Linked DNA regions of Homo sapiens: region 1 is linked to region 2. The links are chromatin loops, found by intact Hi-C in ENCODE. Cell type or tissue: Caco-2. All regions are shown on one strand. Links, peaks and the distances in the headings refer to the core of each region. The heading gives the core; the rest is flanking DNA.

Region 1 (2,801 bases), core at 75-2,574, 80 kb before region 2:
ACTACAAGGGCAAAGACATTGCTTTGTACCCAGGCACTGCTTTATCTCCAGCACACAGAACACTGCCTTGTACATAGTAAGTGTTCAATGTATAGTATACAGTGAATATATCTCAATCTTTTTTTCATTGCTACAGACAAGACAGCATTGTTCCCATGCAAGGGCACACTCCCACAGGGATAAACACATCATGGCAAAGCTTAAAATTAATTTTCTGGCAGTACAACCAATGGTGGATTTTGTTTTAGTTGGAAATTGGGGGTGGAACTCAAAAGCATTTTACAATTATGTCAATGATAAAGATCACTTATTTAAAGATCCCAAAGCTCTTATAAGGGAAAAAATAGAATTATGTCTTACAAGACAACACAGCAAATCAAATTTAAAACTTTTAAATATATATTTTATATATATATACTTTTTTTTTTTTTTTGAGATGGAGTCTCGCTGTGTCGCGCAGGCTAGAATGCAATGATGCGATCTTGGCTCACTACAGCCTCCGCCTCCCAGGTTCAAGTGATTCTCCTGCCTCAGCCTCCTGAGTAGCTGGGACTACAGGCGCCTGCCACCACGCCTGGCTAACTTTTGTATTTTCAGTAGAGACGGGGTTTCACCATGTTGGCCAGGCTGGTCTTGAACTCCTGACCTCAGGTGATCCACCCACCTCGGGCCTCCCAAAGTGCTGGGATTACAGGCATGAGCCACCGCCCCAGGCTCGCATTTTTTAATTTATTCATTCAGTGCCCATCACATGGATCCTGTCAACCTTCAGTGGACCATGGGCATACACTTTGGGAAACGCTGCCGTAAAACAAATACCTGATTAAGTATTCATTTTAGTTCCCAGTATGTGCCTGATACAGTTCACTGCTTATGAAAGGAATATAAAAATATGAACAGGCCTTTGAGGAGCTTATAACCGAGTAGATACTCAATAAATATTTAGAGAGATCAAATTTTAGAGATCAAAGCAATGTATATGTCTAGTATCATTAGAAAGAATGAAAACACTGGCCGGGTGTGGTGACTCATGTCTGTATTCCTAGCACTTTGGGAGGCTGAGGCGGGTGGATTGCTTGAGCTCAGTAGTTTGAGACCAGCCTAGGCAACATGGTAAAACTCTGTTAAAAAAAAAAAAAGAAAGAACAAAAGGAAGAAAGGAAGGAAAGGAGAGAGGGAGGGAGGGAGGGAGGGAAGGAGAGGGGAGGGGAGAGCAGGAAGGGATGGAGGGAGGGAGAAAAGGAAGGACGGAAGGAAGGAAAACACCTTTGTCCAGTGTTGAGAATAAATGCAATACTTCCAACTCTGTGGTCTCAAGATTTGTTTTGCTGTATCTAATGCGGATGACCTTTATCAGCAAGACACCCATTAACACATAGAAGATAAGTTGCAGTGTGAATAGTGCCTTGAGACTGTGGCAATAAAACTGGAGCCACGCCTGAGTTTGCAGTTTATTTGGCCGCACGTGGCCATGGAAAGTGAGCATGAACCATCATTGTATGATATACTCAAGGCTCAGGAATATGTATACAGGTTATTAAGTCAAAGTAGCTGTAAAACACTGCACGAGAGTTGATTCAGTCTGTTAAATATTTTACACCTCTTACAAAAATATCTACCCAAAAAGAAAATTAGATACAGTGAATAATTCACAACATAAATGCTCTTGTGTGGGCAGGAGTTGGGTGGTATTTGTTTTTATGAGGTGAAATCTGCAGTTATAACATAGACTTCTTCCTAGAATGGCAACCAGGATTCTAAACTGGCAACAGGCAGCTGCAGGCCTGATGTGAATTTACAGGTTGCCTAGTAGTGCTACTGAAAAATAGATTGTGTGGTAGGAGGTTTTCTCATAACTTTTTTCTTTGTCATTGCTTTTCTTCTTCTTTTCCCTGTGCAGGCTGTAAACAGATTGTAAAATGTGTGACACCCCAGAATCTGAGAAAAAATACAAAGCTACTTTTAGTATCCTTCACCATAGCCTACAAGTTCTTTCCTTCCTCCCTTCCTCCCTTCCCCCACCCTCCCTCCCTCCTCCCTCCCTTCCTTCTTTCCTGCCTTCCTTCCTTCCCTCCTTCCTTTTTTTGAGACAGGGTCTTGCTATGTTGCCCAGGCTGTTCTCAAACTCCTGGACCCAAGTGATCCTCCAGCCCTAGCCGCCCAAAGTGCTAGGATTACAGGCGTGAGCCACCAGCACCAGGCTGCTCTTGCTTTTCTACCCAAAACTGCTGGACATGTGCACTTGATACCTATGACTTCATCTACTTTCAGACAGCCATGAGGGGTAGGAGCTAGGGAATGAAGGTGGGGCCCGATGAATGAGTATATCAATCATGTTTTTAATTTTAGATATCTTTTGGTATTTCAACATTTTGGGGAATTTACAGACCCCAGAAGAGACCACCCCTCCCGGGGCTATCTAATTCCTAAGGATAATAACTTGCCTATAAGCATGCCTTTCACACACAAACCAACCAAACTCAAGCCCATATTCACCAACCACCTCCTTATCTATCTCTCACACACTAGCCAATATTTCCCCTGAGCTAAATTATCTCAGGGCCAGGTATTAGGCAACCACAGACCACCTAGATAAACCAAAGCCTGCTGGGATTATTCAAACTAGGCAAAGCTGAACTGTTTGCCCTGCCTTACCTTTCCTGCAGAAACAAGGCTCTAGCCTAAGTGTTCCCCTCGCTCCTTTGTCCCTTCTGACAGAATCTGCATGATGTGGCGTTTCTCCTCTCAGAAGAGCAAGTAATAAATTCTACTTTCAATAGCATCGGCCTCTCCTTGTCGTC
Region 2 (2,801 bases), core at 181-2,680:
AACCAAGTTCATTATCTTAATCTATTTCACCCTCCCAACAAGAATTGCATTATCCCCATTTCTCAAATGAAGAAACCAAGACTTTAAGAGACTTTGAGAGCTAAGGAGTCTGAAGTCCTACTGTTTGTAAGTGTCTAGTAAGTGGCTGTCTGCCCTCAACCTCCTCTTATTGCTTGTCCTAAGCCAGGATTCATTAAATCAGTCTAGTTTTACTTTCCATTACCTGATTTTATAAATGTTTAAACTTAGTCCCAGAGAAATTAAAAGACTTGACTAAAGTCTTTAGTATTCAGTAGCAGAGGAGAGATTTCTAACATAAAAAGATCTTCCAAGTTTTACTACAGGGCTTGTAATAAAACCATTACAAAGAAAAAGAATTATTGCAAACTTGCCTACCAACATGTGATAAGCACTTTTGTTCTGAGCCGTGATTGTCCTTACCTTAAGAGAAACATAGTACAAAAAAGGTGACTGGCTCTGGCTGTCCTCTTATCGAGAGTGGGCAATGGAGGGGCTTTGTACAATTCTTGCATTCTCAGCATCTAGCATAGTGCCTGGCAAACAGTCATTACTCAATAAATGTTTGCTGAATGAATATTATATATAACTCAATATTCCCTGGACACAAAAAAATAGCTCTTTTCCCCCTTCACATTGTGGAGAGAACACTAATGAACAGATTGACTTTGTTTTTTCTGCCAACTCACATCATTCCAAGTTTTATTTGCGTTTGTAATACAGATGCATACAAGTGGACTCATCATCCATCATCTCGTCTGAGCTAACCACCATGACATCATTACCAATCCCCAGATACCAAGGCCAGATCTTCTAGATCAGTCTCTCTACATATGTGTATTGCTTTTTCCTTTGCATTACTTATTTCCTTTTTGTACTATAGCTGATATTCCAGGAGCTGACTCCTGGACCCTCTTTGCCCCCAGTGACTTTCAAGGTGCAAGATTCTGTTGCCTCTCTTTTGCTGATAGATGTTGCTGAAAGGCCTGTGTGGAAACTTACAAAATCAAATGAGTTTTCTTCTCCTCCCCTTCTGTTAAATTCTAACTCACCATCCCTCACCCATACCTGAAGCCCAGCTCTCTCCCGCAGGCAGTCTCTGCCAGCCAGGCCAGGCCTGAGCTTGTTCTCTGCGTGTCTGAAGCAGGGAGTCCTAAAAGGAAATATTGCTCTCATTCCAAAGTTGCTTCATCTTCATGGGCAAAGAAAAAAAAAAAAGCAGAGGAAGGTAAATGCAGCAACTCTGAGAAATTCTTAGTTGATTATTTACTGTTGCTTAACCTTCAAAAGATTCCACTGTAGAAAGGGAGGGCCGGTATTCATACAGTTCCTAGCCCAGGTAACTTCTCTTTCCTAGACCTGCTAGTCCAGTTAGCTTGAGCTCATTTGCAAGGAGGCCAATTCTGTGACCCCTTTCGTTTCCCAGAATGCCTCACAGTGGACACTCAAAGCAGTCGACTTGCTAACAAGGCTAAAGGAGTTAGGTTTTACATCATTCCTGAATTATTGATGTGCTTTGCAAATTAGCTTTTCCTGTGCACATGACTCTCCTTAGCTAATCTTTACAACATATAAGACAGTTGTCAAAACTGTTTTGAAATATGATTCTGGGGTTTCAGAGTACCGTTTCACGGGACTTGAGTTTTCAGAACAAATCTCTGTGCAGAGATAGGAACTATTCTGCTTAATAAGTATTATTATTATTAATTATCTGAAGCAATTACTCAAAATACCTAAATGCAATTTGCAAAGTAGTCAGGTAATAACACCATGTAGAAGTTCATGTTAAGAGCTACCATTTCAATGAATGTAGGGAACACTATCCACTTTTCTCAGAGTCCTTAGAAAAATATAGTAAGTGAAAATAAAGGCCGGGCATGGTGGTTCATGCCTGCAATCCAGGCACTTTGGGAGGCCGAGGCGGGCGGCCTTATTTGAGGTCAGGAGTTTGAGACCAGCCTGGCCAACATGGTGAAACCCCACCTCTATTAAAAATACAAAAATTAGGGCTGGGTGCAGTGGCTCATGCCTGTAATCCCAGCACTTTGGGAGGCCGAGGCGGGCGGATCACTTGAGGTCAGGAATTCGAGACCAGCCAGGCTAACATGGTGAAACCCTGTCTCCACCAAAAATACAAAAAAATTAGCCAGGCATGGTGGTACACACCTGTAATCCCAGCTACTCGGGAGGCTGAGGCAGAATTGCTTGAAGCTGGGAGGTGGAGGTTGCAGTGAGCCAAGATCACACCACTGCACTCCAGCCTGGGCAACAGAGCAAGACTCCATCTCAAAAAAAAATAAATAAAAAAAAAAGTAGAATGGTTTATTACACATAAGAGGCAAAGGCAAAATGACACATGGTATACAGACTGAACCAAAATATCAAAAATAACAATGCACTCTTTTCTTTTTTTCATCCAACAAGAAGCCATAACTTTATTTATGATAGAAGCAGTACAAATTTCAAACCAAGCTGCAGTCACTCATTTGAGACACCAATAAAAGTTGCTTTCAGATGGTTACACTGTTAATTCCATAATAGCATTTACAATATTATTACTTTGTTCTTCCAGGCTCCAACTGCCTTTGCTCTGGACACATTCCCTTGTGACATGACCAATTCTATGTCCTTAACTTCTACACCTGTTTCATCAACCTCATCCTCTTCACTCTCCTTTTGTACAGTTGGAGTCTGTGTGTTTTCTTGAACATTTAAGACAGCTTCACCCTGAACTTTGAATTTCGCAGCAGTTGCTACTTGTGCTTGCTGAGATAAATCTTCAA

Evidence for each region. Hi-C counts contacts between places; a loop is a spot of excess contacts. Peaks named below come from ENCODE experiments on the same cell type or tissue, not always from the same donor. Only the 100,000 strongest peaks of a DNase experiment are listed, where the experiment ranks them.
Region 1: a loop joins it to region 2, with 5 times the contacts of the local background. A loop is called at or near these places in 2 of 110 quality-filtered maps.

The regions. Positions count from the first base shown.
Region 1 is chr12:93,041,470-93,044,270 of GRCh38, forward strand. All of the region lies in intron 3 of LOC643339 (a long non-coding RNA gene), which reads right to left. Among named protein-coding and RNA genes, the nearest start is that of LINC02413, 52 kb to the left of the region's middle. In Caco-2, for the core only: no CTCF peak of the experiment used is centred there; DNase peaks (open chromatin) are centred at 712, 1,042 and 1,432.
Region 2 is chr12:93,121,523-93,124,323 of GRCh38, forward strand. The region is part of intron 3 of LOC643339 (a long non-coding RNA gene); the gene reads right to left. It also overlaps the pseudogene NACAP8. Among named protein-coding and RNA genes, the nearest start is that of LINC02412, 51 kb to the right of the region's middle. In Caco-2, for the core only: no CTCF peak of the experiment used is centred there; DNase peaks (open chromatin) are centred at 1,119 and 1,409; H3K4me3 peaks cover 694 bases.